Linked DNA regions of Mus musculus: region 1 is linked to region 2. A link is a loop called in an ENCODE intact Hi-C map of the cell type or tissue named here. Cell type or tissue: heart. All regions are shown on one strand.

What was found. Hi-C counts contacts between places; a loop is a spot of excess contacts. Peaks named below come from ENCODE experiments on the same cell type or tissue, not always from the same donor. Only the 100,000 strongest peaks of a DNase experiment are listed, where the experiment ranks them.
Region 1: it touches region 2 in a loop (2.3-fold over the local background); 1 of 42 quality-filtered maps calls a loop at or near these places.

What each region holds. Positions count from the first base shown.
Region 1 is chr13:41,371,042-41,375,041 of GRCm38, reverse strand. It overlaps a transcript of Nedd9 not described here. Among named protein-coding and RNA genes, the nearest start is that of Nedd9, 14 kb to the right of the region's middle. In heart, no CTCF peak of the experiment used is centred here; a DNase peak (open chromatin) is centred at 1,981; H3K27ac peaks cover 307 bases.
Region 2 is chr13:41,553,065-41,557,064 of GRCm38, reverse strand. All of the region lies in intron 2 of Gm32184 (a long non-coding RNA gene), which reads left to right. Among named protein-coding and RNA genes, the nearest start is that of Tmem170b, 51 kb to the left of the region's middle. In heart, a CTCF peak has its summit at 3,477; a DNase peak (open chromatin) is centred at 2,444.

The DNA of each region.
Region 1 (4,000 bases), 180 kb after region 2:
TGGCCCAATCCTCAGAATGTCAGGGAGATCCAGGTACAAGAAGTTGGGCCTCCCAGGACAACAATGAGGCCTCAGCATCCCATCAAGGAAGTTACCAGAACAGAGGAGGTAGATCAAAGGAGTTCTGGCACCAGGAAAGTTCAGGGTCCTCTGTAGCCTGGCCATCAGCTTCAGGATAAACCTGGACTGAGGGCTGTGGTGAACCAAGGGCTCCTGTAGCTTCTGCAGTGCAGAACAGAAAGCTGCAGTGGTCATAAATAGGCTAACAGAAGAGAACTCCTGTGTTGTCCTGCCTGTTGTGCCAGAGAAGGAAGCGCAATGCCTGTTGCTATTTTCCTAGTGGCTGTCGGTAGAACAACAATTTCCTTATTAGACTATTTTTCTCAACCAGTTTAAAGATGTATGGGCAAGCTGGAAATGTAGCTAATGGAACATCATGCCAGGCTAGCTTCAGTGGAGTCCTTGCCGTGTGGGCTTGATCTGGGCCATCACCACCTTCAGCATTTGTGATGTAGAGTAATTAACTTCTATCTGATGAGTCTTAGTGGAAGTTGGGTAACCACTTAGCTACATCTGGCTCAGGGGCATCTCCTTGGTGCGTACAAAGGAGTCATGCTCTTGTCTCGGCTGAACCTCATTCCTCTTTTCTTTCTGAAAGCCCTCTAAAGCATTGCTCACACTGGCCGCAAAGTCTGCTTTCCTTCTCCGTATTTTATTGGTATGGTTGAGCTGTTTCACTTCATTTTCTTTGTCAAGTGTTAGCTAGATACATGTGTTCATGCATCTGACGTATATTTTTAAGTATACAGAAAGAAAAACACACACACAGCCAGTCTTACGTTTGTGTTTGGCTTTGAAACTGAGTTGAATGCAAAATTGCAGCTGTCTCTAAATAGAAATGAGATGAGTTGCCAAGGGCTTGGGGTACAGATGGGGAGTGGCCCAGACCAGTAAGCAGTCTCATTCCAAAGAAAAGAAAGTGTCCTGAAATTCTTTGATCCACCTTTGCAGACCCTGCAAGAATAACTGAATCATATACTATATAAAGGTGGATTTTATGCATGTGGATCATATCTCAATAAAATATAATTTACTATTGCCTGCATCAAACAGAGAATTGACTACCTTTTTGATCATCTATTGTACAAAGAACTTGCTGGCCACAAGGCACAGATGGGGTTAATGGTGGAACATAGTAGGTGGGTTGGGGCTGATCATAGCATTCATCGGCAAAGGCCGCATGAAATTTCAAGGGGCTGGAACTGGAGCTGAGGAGTCACAGAGGGCAGATGGACCTGATATGAAAGACAAGCATTCCAAAGAACAATCCAGGAGGAAAAATGAGGTCTTGGTGCTCTCTTTTGATTACTGTTTTAAATTTTCATGTCTTTTTACGTTGTTTCCAGGGACAGATGGAAAGAATGCTGTCTTTAATCTGTTCTATATTGTTGTCGCTGAATATCTGAAACCCAATGGTGTGTGTGTGTGTGTGTGTGTGTGTGTGTGTGTGTGTGTGTTAGGTTCAGTTCGGTTCTGAAAGTACAGGTGTCTATTCCTGCTCAGCTGAGGGGAGGCAGGTGTGAGCAGGGAGAAAAGGGGGCAGAAGTTCTGCAAAGGCTAGCCTAGCCCCCTTTCTCACTCCAGTGAGAGAAAATGAGTGCAGACCCTGGTGGTGCCCCTTACTAGCCCTGTCACCTTTGTCACTGTCACTCTGGGGACAGAGCCTCAACACGTGCTTTGATGGGACTAGGCCCATTCCAGCTGCCTTGTTTCCAAGTCACAAAGTCTCCCTGCAGACGATGTGTAAGCACACACAGCCTGAGCCCCAGCACTGAGGCAAACAGAGAGATTGTTGGGAAGGCAGCATCTTTTTATCCGCCATGCCTTTGGAGGTCATCACTGCAAAGAGCTGCCTGAACTCCGCTTGAGGAAAATGAAACCACTTTGTTTTAAAGAACTAGACTGAGCCAGGCTGAGGGGGAGTGTTTCCTGGGCAGCCATCTTGGTTTCTGTGGGTGTGAAGTGAAAACCCTTACTTCCTGCAGAAAACAGAAACCGAAGGAGCACACTGAGCCCAGTGACCTTTAAGAATGGCTTCTTCAGCTGGACCCTTGCAGGTCAGAAAGGCTTTGGCCAAACTGTGCTTCAGAGGCCTTGACTGTTCAGTGCAGTGTCTTGAGGTGGTTAACAAACAGCCGTGCTGAGTGATGTGGCTAAACTTAACGCTAGAAGAACTAAAAAGAAGCTCAGTCCTGCTGGGGAACAGAGCTCAGGGGTAGAGCACTGCTCAGCTTCTGCAAAGCCCAAAGTTCAAAGTACCTGAAAATGAATATGTGTTACGACATGTGTGAGTTTGTGTGTGTGTATGTGTATATATAATATACTTGTATGTATATTATAAATGCAAGTGAATATATGTGTCTATATTATATATGTGTATGTGTTATATGTGCATATACAATATATGTATATATTATAAATGCAAGTGAATATATATTATGTGTCTATATTATATGTTTGTGTGTGTATATATATGTAGGTCTGTGTGTGTGTGTGTGTGTGTGTGTGTGTGTGTGTGTATAAAATTTCTTTATTGAAAGGCTAAGGTTGTGGCTCAGTGGTTGAGTTGTCTAGCATACAGAAAGGCCAGAATTCAGTCCCTAGCATCACAAAATAGATAAATACATTTCATTCCTGGAGCCTGAGTGGAGTCTGCCTTTGCCTCTCTCTCTGGAACTGTAGGTCCCTGTGGAACAAGTCTTGGAGCATGGACATGCAAATAGCCTTGAGGTCCCATCAACCTGAGCCATGCTCTGCGCTGACTTCCTGAGCCACAGATGCCAACAGTACCTGTAAGATCTTCTGACGGTCATTCCATTTACCTCAATGCTCTGAGTGTATAGGAAGGAAGTCTGGGCTGGTGTATGCCTTTATCCTTTGGTGTTGATGTTATTATTTGGTCCACAGTGTAGCTTTGTGTAACACGTATCTAAATATCCACCCCTGCCCCACCCAAAGAGAGGAAAAAAATATATTATCTTCCCTGAAAAGAAGTGATTTCTCATAGTGAAAGTTTTTAAACATCCACTTTCCAGATGGATCACTTTGTTAAATGTGAAAAAAAAAAGGAAAATAAAGTTGAACCATGTGAAATGGTCTCTGAATTCTGCTGCTTACTAGACTATTTCATTCCATCTTACGGAATTTTATGATAAAATATCAGCAAGCTCATAAAGAAGGCTGTTTTAAGGTCCGTAATCTTTCTAACCATAACAAAAGGGGTGGTAACTATATTGTACAAGGCTGCGATGGAAAAATGTGCTAAAGTATTTCCATAAATCAAATGTAGCACTTTGGCATTAGCTAGAAAGCATTAAACTTTAGCAGATTAGAACCAGATGATTTTAAAATAGAAACTTACATAACTTGATGGTGTGATTTTTTTTTCCCTCTCCCCAGCACAAAGTTTATCTTCATGAAGTTACCTTGGCTGCTCTGTAATAGGTATTTAAGAAGTAAGGGCAGTGTCTGGGTATTATTCATCTTTGTGGCTCCCACGGTGCCTACTGTTATGTCGAGCAGTTGGGATTGGTGGAGGGGAGAAATATGAAATCTCAGAGGCTATTAACAAGGACAAAATAATCGGCAAGGAAATGTGATACTGATGGCTAAATGGCTTTGCAGGTGCACAAGCCGCTGCCCCCCAGAACCCAGCTGACACAGTGTCTTGCTTTCCCTTTCATTGTTAAAAGTTTCCTCTCCATAAACCAACAAATCTCTGTCACCATGTTCTAACGTGCTGTCACCCTGCAATTTCCTAATGCCTGACTCTCCTTTCTGTTTCAGCCACCTCAGTGGTCACTTCTCCCTCTCCTTATTACACAGTGTTAGGATCCTATACCTCCAGGCCAGGCCCAGGAGTCTAGCACAACACACTGACTGGGTGTCTTTGATTGTAAGACTTCTGTGGAAAGGACGCACAAAGTGCACATGAGTGGGG
Region 2 (4,000 bases):
AATGACAGCAGTGGCCTCCACATGTCTCCCTGCTTCTGCCTGCCCCTCAGATCATTTCCACACAGCAGCCGTAGAGATGTGTGAGGGGTACAGATCCCACCGTGGCATGCTCACGCTTAGGACCACCCAGGTGCTTCCTTCCCAAAGGCACTTTGGATCAACTTTCCAGCCATTTGCCAGCCACTCATTGAGTTGGTCCCAATGCTATCTCTCCTCGTCTCTTTTCCCATCCAGTCTTATATTCCAGTCTTTCTGCTCCTCTGATGTGCCATGCAAGTCACACCTAGGGGACCTTACATATATTCCCTTTGTTACTTTGCCTCATAGATTCCCTTCCTAATTCTGGTTTTAATTCTGAGTTAGTGCCTGTCTCTTAGAACAGGCTTTCCAGATAACATTTGCTTCGGAGAAGCCCCTGCTCTTGCCTCCTGCTCCCACTTGACTTAGGTTACAGCTGCAGGCAGAGTTTGCTTTCTTCTGCCTGGAGATTCATTGCCTGCAACATGCATGAGTTCCAAGAGAGCAGAGGCTTGAGGCTGTGCTAACACCCCCATGGCTCTCACCTACCCCCAAATAGATCCTGCCCCTGTGGATAGTCAACAAACACTTGAAGGAATCAGTCACTTCCAGGGATCATAAAGCCACTTGTATCCCTTCATTTCTAGACATTCTATTTCTGGGGGAAGTGTCTATTACAGGGAGGAGCAGGTTTCCGTTTTAACTCAACAATTCAAAGAAGGGAGAGTCTGAGATATTGGCCAGAGATGTTTACTTTTAATCTTTAGCATTTAAGAATGCTGTCCCTCAGGGTGATGGTGGTGGGGCACTCCTTTAATCCTAGCACTTGGGAGGCAGAGGCAGGTGGATCTCTTTGAGTTGGAGGCTAGCCTTGTCTACCGAGTGAGTTCCAGGATAGTCAAAGGTACACAAAGAGACCCTGTCTCAAAACAAACAAACAAACAAACAAACAACAACAAAATCCAACTTGCTCCCCTCCCCCTCCAAAAGCATGCTGTTCCTTACTGGTGGCAAACATGAAAGATATGGCGCAGACATAAGCATTCAGTCTTTCCCTAAGCACACATCCTTAAGCTTTTTCTGTTTTCCTGGCTTTGAGTTTTACCTTATCTAAACTTAGAATTTAGTCATAACCATGGGTGTTACCATTTAGATGTAATTTTCAATTGTTGAAATTCTAGAAATGCTACAAAATTAGCATTTCATTTCAAACACATCAATTCCAAGACTATGTCATGCTAACCTTATTCTCAAGAATTACAAAGTAAAGATGTTGATATAAAATTCATTGCTACAAAGCCCTGGGGTATGAAATTGTATCTATAAAACAGTGAGGCAATGCTCTGAGCTCACAATCTCAAATGGACGCTAAGTCATTCTGTGGCACAGTATGTGATTAAAATAGCTTTGGTATCATTCAGAGGAAAATATAAAACAAAAGTCTCAACTAGCAGGTGTGGGGCTTCAAGCGGTAGCTCAGTAGTCGTAAATTCTAACTTGAGATCATGTCTGCAAAGGCTGTCAGGTGAAGACAGCTCAGTTACAGCCTCTAAGAAGGTAAAGAAATACTCCTAAAATATCTTAGAAAAAGATCAGTGAACGCCAGGTGTGGTGGCTCACGTGCATAATCCCAGCACTGAAGAGGCTGAGGCAGGAGAATTTCCATAAAGTCAAAACAATCTTGTTTACATAGTGAGTTCCAGACTAGCATGGGCTATATATACATAAGACCACTCCCTCACAAACATACATGCACACACACACACAGAGCTACATGTAAGCATTGCTGATCAAAATTAATAATACAGTGCAAATATTGTTTGATTGGAGAACAAGAAGCACAGGAGAAAAGGATGAGAGAAAGCAATTTGCTTAAGTACCTTGCCCGTGTCTAGTGCATCATTGTCTTGAGTAGCATAATTGAGAAAACAGTGGTTCTGATAAACCATGTATTCTGAATTTTCGTTCCTTGGACATGTTCAGCCACAAACGGCATTAGAACATTGTAAGAGCAAGCCGAGTTCACTGAGAGGCCACAGGACCAAGCGTAGGAGCAGAGGCAGCCAGCCGAGGGCCTTGAAGGACATCCTGGTACAGAGGGGGGCTAGAAGAATCTACCTGGGCCGTTTGGAAGCACTTGTCACACTGGGGTTAGAGAGCAAAGATGCACCGGGACTGGAAAGTCAGGCTCGGGTGTTAGATTTGGGGTTTAGAGACTGGCAAACTGTTTCTAAAAACGAACAAACAAACAAACAAACCCAGAAGCTTGCCGTCCGGTCTCATTATCCATGGAGGCCTCAGAGCTGTGAACTTTCCCCCAATTCGGAAACTTCTCTGGAAAATTCATTTCATGCCTGTCTCCTCCAGTAAAAGCCTCGACTAAACTGTTACAAAACAGGAGACTTGGCCCAGGGAACGAGACATTGCTTGAGACCCCAGAGCCAACTGGCATCCTCAGAATAGTGCCTCTGACCTCTTCCTTACCTGAAATCTTGGACCGTGGCCTTTGCTCAGCAGAGGGGATTTTTTTTTTTTTTTGATTGTTCCCATGCCAGGAGGCTGGGAAGCAGACACAACACATGTGTCACATTCTTTGACACTGAAAAAAATGGCTCTTAGGCTGAGGTGGGGCCGAAGGTACCCTGACTTCCAGACTCTTCTGTCACTAGCTTCTGGGACAGAAGGAGGTCTTGGGAGACTTGTTTGGTGTCTATCTAAGATCTCTGAAAACCTTCATTTTGCTCCTTTCTTTTATATAGGGCCAGGTCTCTATCAGCTACCAGGCTGCAGCCAGTGCTCATCAACCAACATGATAAAACACCCATCTCCTGCACAGTAGCTTTCTCTCCAAGAGTGTGTTTACAGTTCTGAGGCAGCTGGCTGTTCCCTTCCCCATTTCAAAACTTCTTCTCCCTCACGCTCTCAGAAGACAATCTGGTTCCTTCATCTTTTGATGTTTCTTATTAGGAGTTTACTGATGCTCCTATGGTGCTAAATCTTGAAATGTACAGATTAAAAAGACATCAACTCTACCCTGGATGACTTAGTGAAGGAGCATCCTTATTGTCAGTTTGGCTGGGTTTGGATTACTCAGGCCTGTCTCTGAGAACGTTGCCAGAGAGATGTAACTGACAAGAGAAGCCCCAGCCTGAACTTGTGGAGCACTGTCCCAGAGGCTGACGCCCTACCTGACACTAAAAGAAATTGAGCAGAGAGTTCAGCATTCATCTTTCTCTGCTTCCAGAATGTGGATACAATGCGAACAGCTACCTCACAGGCCTGCTGCCATGCCTCCTGCCACTGTGATAGGCTTTATTTTCAAACTGTGAGGGGGGGGGGGGGCACAGCCTCTCTTTCCCAAATTGCTTTTGTGTCAGGGAGGGATGGGAGGAAACAGATCCAGGATGCAGGCAGAGCAAGGTTTACAGGTAAATTCAGTGGAGATGTGGGCAGGGAAAAGCCAGGAGGCGCCATCGTTTCCACTTAGGAGATCCAGAAAAGCTCTGGACCACGAAGAACATTCAAACATCTTGTTTTAGAAGTGACAGGCAAGCAAGGTGACCCATACGGTTAGCTTGGTTTTTCAGAGTCTCTGAGGATGAGTTTCCTAAGTTCCCTCCCCATGACTGTGGAAATCATCTACTCTGATGAACACCTAGAAACAGTGCTTTTACCATGTCTACTAAGTAGCCTAGTTTAGTTGGAACATGCGATCCTCTGGATTGAGTGCCTGATCCAGTACTCTGGAACACACCCAGCTGTGTCTACATAGTCACAACAGCTTTCATTCTATCTCAGAAAAGGCTCCCTGTCTTACTCGCGAGCACAGCACGAGGACTCCCGAGGAGCCATATACCTCCTAAAAATGAAACTCTTTTTCCAAGGTTGAATGTGAGATGAAAGAATTAAACCAACAAACACACACACAAACAAAACAACAAAACAATGGCTAATTTGAGGAAGAAACTCTAGCAGGTTTCTT